Linked DNA regions of Homo sapiens: region 2 is linked to region 1. Evidence: read pairs that join two places in POLR2A ChIA-PET (ENCODE). Cell type or tissue: IMR-90. All regions are shown on one strand. Each heading gives the region's core, and the rest is flanking DNA. Links, peaks and the distances in the headings are about the cores only.

What was found. Peaks named below come from ENCODE experiments on the same cell type or tissue, not always from the same donor. Only the 100,000 strongest peaks of a DNase experiment are listed, where the experiment ranks them.
Region 2: POLR2A ChIA-PET joins it to region 1 with 9 read pairs; 1 of 35 experiments calls an interaction of 5 or more read pairs at or near these places.

What each region holds. Positions count from the first base shown.
Region 1 is chr5:156,372,954-156,377,953 of GRCh38, forward strand. The region is part of intron 3 of SGCD (sarcoglycan delta); the gene reads left to right. It overlaps LOC124901120 (a long non-coding RNA gene), which reads right to left and starts at 3,316. Exons shown (of 3, transcript XR_007059016.1): 1 at 3,175-3,316. In IMR-90, for the core only: no CTCF peak of the experiment used is centred there; no DNase peak of the experiment used is centred there; H3K4me3 peaks cover 247 bases; H3K27ac peaks cover 254 bases.
Region 2 is chr5:157,369,266-157,374,984 of GRCh38, forward strand. All of the region lies in intron 26 of CYFIP2 (cytoplasmic FMR1 interacting protein 2), which reads left to right. The region is part of intron 1 of NIPAL4-DT (NIPAL4 divergent transcript); the gene reads right to left. Among named protein-coding and RNA genes, the nearest start is that of FNDC9, 26 kb to the left of the region's middle. In IMR-90, for the core only: no CTCF peak of the experiment used is centred there; a DNase peak (open chromatin) is centred at 1,956; H3K27ac peaks cover 1,260 bases.

The sequences.
Region 1 (5,000 bases), core at 1-5,000:
GATGCCATAATGAAGATGGCATTTCTCTACATTTAAGGTGTAGAGAAATGTAGTGATTTGTGTCTTCTTTCATACCACCCCAGAGAGATGGAATGGCCATTCTTGATCATCAGAGGTATTTGGTGTTTAAATATGCCATTAAGAGTTGCTCATAATTTAGCTGTCCAGACATTAGAGTAGGTTTCATTTGTGCTCGTGTTAGCATTCATGTCTTTTAGATAATTTACAGAAGAGTGTAATTTTCTCTAAAAAGATATCTGTAAGGGGGAACACTTACCAATCCAATTACATTTTCGACTTCTTCTTTTTCTGTACTCTCCAATAATTTTGCTGGACTTTTCAAGAAAAACAGGATCTCATATTTTTGTATATGTCTTCAGTCAATGCTAATTTTAGTTTTAATGTTCCCTCTTTGGTATCTCCTATTGATTTGGTAAGCGTTACCTTTAATCACTTAAAAGTAAGTAATGCAATGAGACCGCCCAAGGCTAACCTATATTTGGAAAAATCGCTACATTTAAGAATTAATTTAACAACAGTCTATTACACATTTTACTTTGGAAATTCACCAGGATTCTTTCCTTCTCTGTGAAAGCATTTATTACCCAGAAGAAATTAGGCCTAATTTTAGAGAATGCCACTGTGAGCCAAACTGCCTTACATTTCCAGAAATCTCCATGACTCTGACTTTAATAATAATGTTTAAAATTCACAGAATTTCAGTGCTAAGAGAAAATGAACGGATAGCAATTGTAATTAGAATACTACCACCTAACTTAAGATATTTTGAAGCCATTTAAACAGTAAAATGAGGCACAGACCAAGGGCTGTTGCTAGCTCAGGCCAAGAGGGTGTGACATAGTGGCATGGATAATTTTGTTTGGGTTTGTATTATGTTTGGATCCACATCACCCAGTGGTCAGCATGGAGGGCTTGATATGGAAAGACCAACCAGACTGTGCTGTGTGGGTGACGAAATAGAAACAAAGACCTTAGATGCCTCTTTCATGTTACTTTGCTGAGAAGAAGAGTAGAGAAATGAAACAGCAGTTGAAGGGGCGGGAGTGGAGTCAACGGACATTTTATTTTATTTTTTCGTGATAAGCAGTAACTCGGATAAAAATGGTGCAGTTTGGAGAGAGATTAATAATGCTACAGAGAGGGAAACTTCAGAGCTAAGAAAATGTTCAAAATACAAAAAAAAAAAAAATGCATGGCAATATCCTTAGTGTTAAAATTGCTCATTTCACTCTCTAGCCTAAAATATATTTTTGATTTAAGGACTTTTCTTACCCAAAACCTGTGCCACAGAAAATACCTGTGAAACAAGCTCACTCATGCCTGGCTTGATCACAATAACTAGGGTTTTTAGATCTTCCAAGCTGTGGAGAAAGTAACACGTGACCAACTATAGCATAACGCAAAAGTAATCTGTGGAGTCATTACTGCCAGTCAGCTTCACATGGGAGCAAAACATTAATAGTTTTCTTGGTCATCAGCTATTGAGTTTTCAGTTGCTCTTCTCCAAGAGCAACAGAAACCTAGCAAATTGGGCATTTTATTTTTCAGCACTCAACCTATTCGTTGATGGAAGAAAAAAAATTGATTGATTTTTGCTAAAAAACAAAGCAAATTTGAAAGAAAAAGTCTCAATTGTTTCTTGGAGCAGAAGCTTCCTGCATGAATAAACAATACAAAGCAACCCTGTCTTTTTTTTTTTTTTTTTGAGACGGAGTCTTGCTCTGTTGCCCAGGCTGGAGTGCAGTGGTGCGATCTTGGCTCACTGCAAGCTCCGCCTCCCAGGTTCACGCCATTCTCCCAAAGCAACACTGTCTTTTTGCCCCTGACATGCTGACAGCATACCAACACTCCAGCCGTGGTGTGAGGCAGCCTGAGTCAAAGCTCGCAGTCTCGCTAGTGTCATTCAGCTCTGAGAATAGCAATTTTAAATAAACATTTGTGACATGTTCGAAATGAAACACAAGCAAAATGAATATCAAACCTACTTACTATAGAACATCACTCTTCACAGTCTTTTTTGTTTTGCGTGTGTGTGTAAAATTTCAGATTTACCAAAAAATTGCAAGAGTAGTAAAAGAAACTTTTGAAGATCCTTTTCCAAGATTCACCAGTTATTTACATTTCACTTCATTTGCTTATTCTCCCCACTCCTTCCCTTTCCTTCTCTCTGTCAACCTCTCTCTTTCCCTCTCCTTCCGATTTTTTCCGTCTGCTTCCCCATATGTGCTTTTTAAAAAACGATCTGAAGGTAATTTGCTTTTAAATACTTCAATGTGTATTTCCTAAGAACAGTAATGTTCTCTTACATAAGCATAGTACAATAATAAAATCTCAGGACACTTAAAATTGCTGTAATTCTATTATCTGATCCACAGTCCATTTTCAGATTTTGTCAGTTGCCCCAGTAATATCCTTCACAGCTTTTTTTTTTTTTTTTTTTTTTAAAGAGTACTTGTTGAAGCATTAATGGTGCTACCTATGGTCTTGTGGTCTGGCTCCTTATAAAGACAGTGGGAAAATGTGAGAGTGAGAAGGATGGTCACCCATGTGTAATATTAATCTCCAGACTATAGCTGTGCTGTGTGATCATTTCCAAAGTGTGCCCCATTAAATGATTGTTTCAAGAAATGCCGTGGAAAATAAAGATGTTTTGTTCAAAGCTGAGGAAAAGCTTAAACAATTCTTTCCCCATGCTCACTGCATTCACTCCTTGAAGATGTACAAGAGTGCATTGGCTTATAAAAGCATCTGAACGTTTATGTATTTATGCCATAAGGAGACTGTATTATTTTTTAACTCAAATTCTCTAAGTTAATTGACTATAGCGCATCCTACTGAAGCCCTCATCTACCTATACAGAGTTTATTTTGGAAACTCTGCTATATTTTTACAGTATTTATTTTGCTTTAAAATTTTCTCTTTTATTTATTTTTATTAAAATTGTGAGCTAGTCAACCTTTTAAAACATTGAAAATGACTGACATTTTATGACAAAAATGTAAGATCTACATTATTGATTTATCGTATATGTACAGTTATAGATAGAAGATCAGTGACTTCATATCAGTGCTTAACCGTGTGAGGCAAACACTAGATTCTGTAACAGGCAAATCTATGTCAGCAGTTTAACAAAATAGTTTGTTGCTCACTCACCTGGAAACAGTGGCTGCCTGGGATGAAAGCTCTGCTCAGTTACTCAAGAACCCAGTCTAAAGGAGGTTTTGCCATTTTTATTGCAATGGCTCCCCATATCATCTTGGGTGTTAACATCCACACAGCAAACATAGAGTGAGAGAACACAAAGAATTGTAGGGGAAATTTGTATGGGACTAGCCAGTGTCATTTACATGTACATCTGTTGACAAGATTTCACCCACAACGTCATGACTGATGGAAGAGGGGCTAGGAAGTGCTAACCCTGGTTGGGTAACTGCTTTAAGTAGCAGCTTCAAAATATGAAAGGTGAACATAAATTTTTGATGAACTAATCTCCAGAAGTCTATAATCATGCATATGTAATTTACAAGTTTAACTTTGATATTTTGTTAATCATATGTTATCTCACATTGACCCTAATGAGATTGGGAAGGCAAGATAAATATACCCATTTACAAATGGAGCAGCTGAATCTGACTTTTAGGTGATCAGAGTAGAATAAAATGGTTTATGTGCATCAGATTTTTTTTTATTGGTTACTAATCAAGTATCTTTGTGTTTTTCAAAAGTATTTTAGCCTTAATTATACTTTTTAGGAGAAAATTATACTTTTAGGAGAGGAAGTTTATTGAACTTGCCATAGTCTCCAAATTTACCAGGGAATTAACAAAAGTGGCCCAAGGTGCTCTCTATTAAAATAATTTAATACAAATAGAATTTTTAAAAGATATAATTTCCATTTGTTGACAGTGGTGAAAACAGGAAGTTTGTGTCTGTTGATTCTGGGGTTTCACTTTGAGTACCATGGCTAAGTAACAGATGAGAGCCAAAATTAATCATCAATAAAAAAAATGACTAAAAATATAAAGCATGCCTCTTCAACAGTTTTTCATAAGATATAAATATCTTGAAACCACTAAAATGAAAATAAAACATTACAGAGAAAAAAAAGTCATGTAAAATCCCAAACCTCTATTTTAAAAAATAAATCAGTGTTATGAGGATAATGAACTTAATACTTACTATTTAATTAAACTTTAAGCTAATTAGTCTAATTAATTCATCTGATAAGCATCTTAATATTGCCAGCATTAAGCTGAATCTTCTAGAATGTGGTTTTAAATTTGGAGGGAGTAATTTAATGATGCTTAATATTGGTTGTTTACACTGCAAAATAAATTTGATATGTTAATGGATGCCCAACTCCCATCGCATTATAAAATTTATGTTGATTCTCACTGCTTCTATCCTGCAGGCTAGCCTATTCAGTATTCTCACAACACACTATGTTTTCTTATTAGAGCAAATATCACAGCCAAAAAAGTAATGATTTGTTATAATTTATGTAATATATGCCTTTATTCTCTAAATAATGTTAAGCTCCATGAAAGCAAGAATTGTTTCTGTCTTGGTCACTGCTGAATTCAGAGAGCCTAGTGCACGACAGGCTTTCAGTAGACAATGGAGTACATGAATGGATGTCCTCACTGAAAATAAAGCCAGCAGTGCACTTAGAGATGGGAATGGTGTGTACTGGTGGGTTCCAGCATTCAAGATCAGTAAAATGTAGGCTAAAACACACACTCTTTACTACCAATAATGTCCATTAGGTACCCCCATTCTTGGCTATACCATTTTTTAAGTAAAATGGATAGAGTTAATTATGTTGTTTCTGGTGTTGCATTTTCCATTAATTGCACATTGATCTCATGAATATGAAATCTCTGGTATGAGAAAAACTCAAGGTCTATGGATTGTGTTTGTTATCCATTGCTATTTAACATAGTGGTTTGAAACAACAATCATGCTTATTAACTTCCACA
Region 2 (5,719 bases), core at 1-5,000, 1.0 Mb after region 1:
ATTTATCAGTTAAAGTTTTGTTCAGAATTTTACTGATGAAAATTTGTAGTCAGAGACCCTCAGCTTAGATACAAAATAGAGTGAAAAATGGCATAAAACAAGAACTGATCCATAGAAACAGGAGACAGAAGTAATAGGAAAGATTTCCCAGGTAAAGGTCATTAGCGTATCCTCAACACCTAACACAAGGCTCATTAACCATAAATCAGGGGAGGGACATTTCAGCTTCCTCCTGGTGTAATGTTTATCCTCTAAAATCCTCAAGATACCACCATTTGAGACAGAGGCAATCCATCACCTTCATCCAAAGCCAGCTCAATTTTTGCTTATTTTGTGAGCCTTACCAGTAACTGCCAAGAAACCAGAGCCTTGGTTATGTAGTTCTGTATCAATGACTTTTCTGTGAGGACACCCCCAGTGGGCAGGGTCATATTACAGTCTGCGCTACTGAGTATTATTCTACAATGGACATCGCCAAGCACCAGGGAGGCAGTGCAGGTTAGTGCAATGGTCTCAACTATGGCTGCTCATTTAAATCACTTGGAAATCTGCTTAAAAATTCTGATCTCTGAGGCCTGTCACAAGGAAAACAAAATCCTTGAGAATGGACCTAGTTTTTTTTTTTTTTTTTTTAAAGACAGAGTCTTGCTCTGTAACCCAGGCTGGAGTGCAGTGGCGTGATCTCGGCTCACTGCAACCTCCACTTCCTGGGTTCAAGCAGTTCTCTGCCTCAGCCTCCCGAGTAGCTGGGATAACAGGCACCTGCCACCATGCCTGGATAATTTTTGTATTTTTAGTAGAGACCAGGTTTCACCCTGTTGGCCAGGCTGGTCTTGAACTCCTGACCTCGTGATCCATGCGCCTCAGCCTCCCAAAGTGCTGGGATTACAGGCATGAGCTACCACACCTGGCCAGACCCAGATGTTTTAAAAGCTCCACACTTGACTCTGATGTGCAGTCAGAGTGGAGGATCTCTGATCTAGAAGCATTTTCTTGGACTAGAGCTGCCAGAGTCTTGACATTGATGCTTAGTTGTCACAGTTCTTGCCACATCTGCAGATCACTGATTCTGTTATTTACATAATCTTTTTACTGAAACTTAATTTTAAAAGGAAACTATCACTTCCATTTAAAAAAATCATCCCTTGCCATCATTAGAAAGCAACCAGAATAATACATTCAATCAATCAAAATACAGCAAAGTCATATAATTCCAGCTGCTGCCTGCCCAGATCTCTGAACACAAGCCCTACTCCCTCTTTGATAAAAACAAGATTAGTAAATATTAGGTGCTAACATGTGCTGGTTTCAAATGGAGACTTTCTCATTAAGGTTGTCAGAAAGATTGATAGGAAACTGAAAAAGGAAAGAACTTGCTCACTGTGTGGCTCACTATGATTAAATCACATTTCCTTGTATGCCCAATTTCCACTTTAGGAAATGCTAACCTTGGAAGACATTGGCATATACTTGAGGGAAGAGAAAGCCCACTTTCTAGGCCACAGTTTCCTGGCTATAGATCTTTTCCAGTTGACCAGACATGATTCTGATCCAGAATAATAATTCTATTATCCCCTTGACAATTCAGGGGACGGAGGAAGGGGTTGGAAGTGAAACATAGTAATATACAGCACTATTCAAGCAAGGCATAGATTGACAGGAAAAGATCACACACAGAATCAGGTAAGATTAAATTACTGATAGATTTAGCAAGGGCTATGAAGAGCTGCTGGAAGTGAGGGACCAGTGGAACAGGAGCAGAGACAGCGTCTCTCGGTTGGGCTTTCCACTGCACCTGGAGTCCCAAATGAGGGCTGGAAGCTGTGGCTTGTACATTCTGTGCAAGGGGAGAGGGTCATGGTGCAAGTGGGAAGCCTAATTTCTTGCCTGCTTCACAGGCTCTGTATCCTCGGGGCTTAACATCAGTATGCGGGAAACACATTATGTGCCTCCATATAAGGGAATGTTTAGAACACTAAGCTCTCTGGTTAGGGCCCAGCTCCCCGTCCCCCTCCTGCCAGAAAATCCAAGCAGCGATCCCTGTGGGGTGCCTGGACCTCCCATTTCCAGCTCCTTTCTCCATACAAAAACATAATGCATTAGTGTTATTTGTCTTTTTGTTGCCTCAAAAATCAGAGTTAAAGGTTAAGAAAATACTGGTTTGATGATGCTCTTTAGGAAATCAGCTAAAAATGGTAGTTTTTCACTCAGCTGTGAACAGAACCCTAAAGGTAGAGTCTAATGCCATTCTGCATAAATCTGGCATTCTTAGGATCATATTGAATCTTTTTAAAATATGTACGCGGAATCTTTATGGTAGCCTGTAGCCAAGAGAAATCAAGTCTCCAGTTAGCCTCATAGACTAAGTGAGTTGGGAACACTTAAGGTTTTTGATATTTGATGGAATCCCTCAGTTTTAAAACTAGTGGTCCATCAGTTTTAAATTAACTATAATATGAAAAGAAAATTAAATTAAGACAGAAAGTAATGCAAAAATAAAACATGAATCCCTTAAATTCTGATGTGAGTTCCTTACAGTAAAATATTTTTGCATCCTGACCCTAAAAACCTTTTTTGCTTTTACTGTCAACACAGCAATTTTACAGTAGACAGACTGTGGTTCTTAATCACCTAATGATTATTTCTCTTGTAGTTATCATATAGTGGGAATAATAAACATTAGCGTGACACTTGGTACATGCAAAACTACTGAATCATAACTTTTACTCATTAACTCCTCCCAGAGAGAAACTTCTGCAGAAGCACAAGCTCCTGGGAGTTCTCCAAGGAGGGATCGTTGAAGTTCGTTGTTTTTGTATAACAATTGCATATTATTCACACTTTGGAAAACTCATCATGGTTAGATCCTGGTTCCACAAAAAAGCTATAAAAGAAACATTTTAAGAACAATTGAGGAAATTTTAGTCTAGACTACATCGTGTATCATATTAAGAAAATTTTAAATATAGGGGAATCACAATTCTGAGGTTGCACAGGAGGATGTCCTTGTTTTTAGGAGTTGCATGCTTAGGTATTTAAGGCTGAAGTGACTCAATGTCTTCCATTTACTCTCAAATGACTCAGTAAAGTTAAAGCAAATATGACAAAATGTTCATTTTGACTGTACATCAAGGTTATAAGGATATTCATTATTCCTTCAAATATTTTATGTGTTTAGAATTTTTCCTAATATGAAGTTGAAGCGGGGGACATAAAACTTCAACAGGGGATCAAAAAGTTAAGAAGGAAAGGGGTTAAACCAGACAAGGTTGTGACATATGAGGAGGAGGAAAGTCATGAGGGTTTTTGTCTTTTCCAGCTACCCTGCTAGTTGGTAAGATCTATTCTTGGTAACATATATCCCGGAGCTACATCTGGCCTCATTAAAAAAATTTATAGACGCATTTGCTAGCATCGAACTTGGCTGTGACTTACAGGCTGACCACCTATTTGATTTACCATGAGGAAATACCAGTTTAAGATCCAAGAAAGACAAATGAAGCCAGGGAAGCTGGCCGGTCCAAATTAGAGGCCAGTGAGAGACCCTTAGAGAACACCTCTGGCAGCCACCCTCCTCCCATTGGCCGTGGTGGGAAGGCTTACCTTCTGCTTCAGGAATACTAACAGAGAAACACACACACACACAAATACACACACAAAGAATGCCTTCTCCCTATGCTCTGTTTAAGAGAAATGTCTCAAACCCAGCTCCACTGAGGGTCACTGCCTTTCCACGCTTGAGCCGAGAGAGGGTCATGCCTTAACATTAACAGCAAAGGGGTCTTCATACATTATAAATTTTATACTCTCCAGCTTAAAACTAACAGGTGGATTCTTGTTATACTTAAAATTCAAACTCCCAACTTTGACCCACAAGGCTCAGAAGATTTCAGCCATGCCTATTCCACCAACTTATCTATTATTACCACTCTCTGCCTGGCTGCACAACCCAACCACATGGCATACTTTGGGGGTCAAGTTACAGAGAAAGAAACTGAGGTTCACTGCAGGTCTGCATCAGGGCAAGACTGAATCCCACTGTCCTTGGCTTCTACCTTAAGGCTTGTTGACATTTACGACCTTGGCCTTGTAATTCAAGGGCACCAAGAACACCCCTTCAGCCCCCCAGAAAGAGCACTGCCACTTTCTATCACAGTGTCTGAAATTCTATTAGAGACTCGCTCCATGGGTTTGGAATGTTATCTGATCTTTAGAAGGCCCCACTAAAATGGGGTTGCCGAGATGTGTTGGGAGAAAGAGCATGCTCTGAGAGCTGGTACTTGAGTGAATATTCATTTATCAAATAATTTTGAGGAGTAGGATGATCATTTTAAAAAGGATGTAGGATAACTAAATATAGGCCCAAAAAAATCCAGATAGAAGCTTTGTACTGCACATGGGAAGATGCTGATAGTATATACTAAATGATAAAAATAGATTACAGAAGAGTAGGTATAATCTGTTCTTATTTTAAAATATATGCTGAAATGGTATGTGCAGAGAAGAACTGGGCAGTTCAAACTCTGGAAAAGGCTATAGCAGTGATGACTCCTGGGTGGTGGAGTTATACATTTTTTCCTCCTTTAAAAAATTTATCTGCATTTTCTAATTTTTTGAAAGCGAACATAAAGCTAGCCAATAAAAAGAAAAGAGGCTAGAGTGGCAATCATTAAAACATATCTAAGCTAGTAATTTTCCAGAGGACAGTCTTTGCCTAGGGGTTGAATTAAGTATTTGGTGCATTCCCAGAAGAAAATGACAAATTTCAAGTCAAATACCACATGTACAGTAACTAGATTATTAATGATGATGGTCATTGGAAATCAAGAACAGCAGATTTGTAGTTTGAATGCCACTGCCCTTTTCTAGTTCACCATGGCTGTCGATCGATCCTGCTGCACCTGAATTGGTGTCAGAATCCTCTCCAAAAGCCACTGCTGCCTCTCAATAGTGGTTGATGTATGAGGTGACCCCAGGGCCATCACTAGCACACATGTTGCCTTCAGGAAATCATAAAATGGTATCCTTCCTCAGGACATTTCACCTCTTTTTAAATATATTAATTTTTAAAGAATAACGTCTGCTAGAAAGTGATTATAAACAATCTCTGATTCTGCAGTGTGCTTGGCATTCCCTAGGATGTGATGCCCTTGGGTACTACACTTGCTACATAAACTATACCCAGCAGCCTTGGGTAATAAACTCCCCCCATACCCCCAAAATAAGCACAAACCCTGACAAGATGGTATCATTGTCTCCCAGCAAAAGCAGCAATGATCTGAGACCCCTGGAAACTGCCCGTTGTTCCAGCATTGCAGGTGCTGGCATTTGTCTTGCTTTGGTATCTGGGCAGCAGCTTTCCTCCTGAAATGCCCACTTCCACCTGGTCAGATGCACAGTCCTGTACGGCAAGGCAATGTAGCAAAGCCCAGGACACTAACTGGATAGGGCTCACCAGTCAGCTGTTCCTTTTTCAAGGCAGCATGGGGAAAGGAGGACTGTGGGTCTCTATTCCAATTAAATTGCGAACTTAATTCATCTTTATTTCCTGTCTGTAAATTTGCTGATTGCACATTCCAGTCACTTGTAATAAACATAGTTAGTTCCTGGGGTCTTTGCTGATGCATCAACTGCGTTGCAAGACCAGCCTCTCCATCCCAGCACCATTATGGTTCTGAAGGAGACTCATTCTAGGGGGCAGAGTCTGCTGCCTAATGAC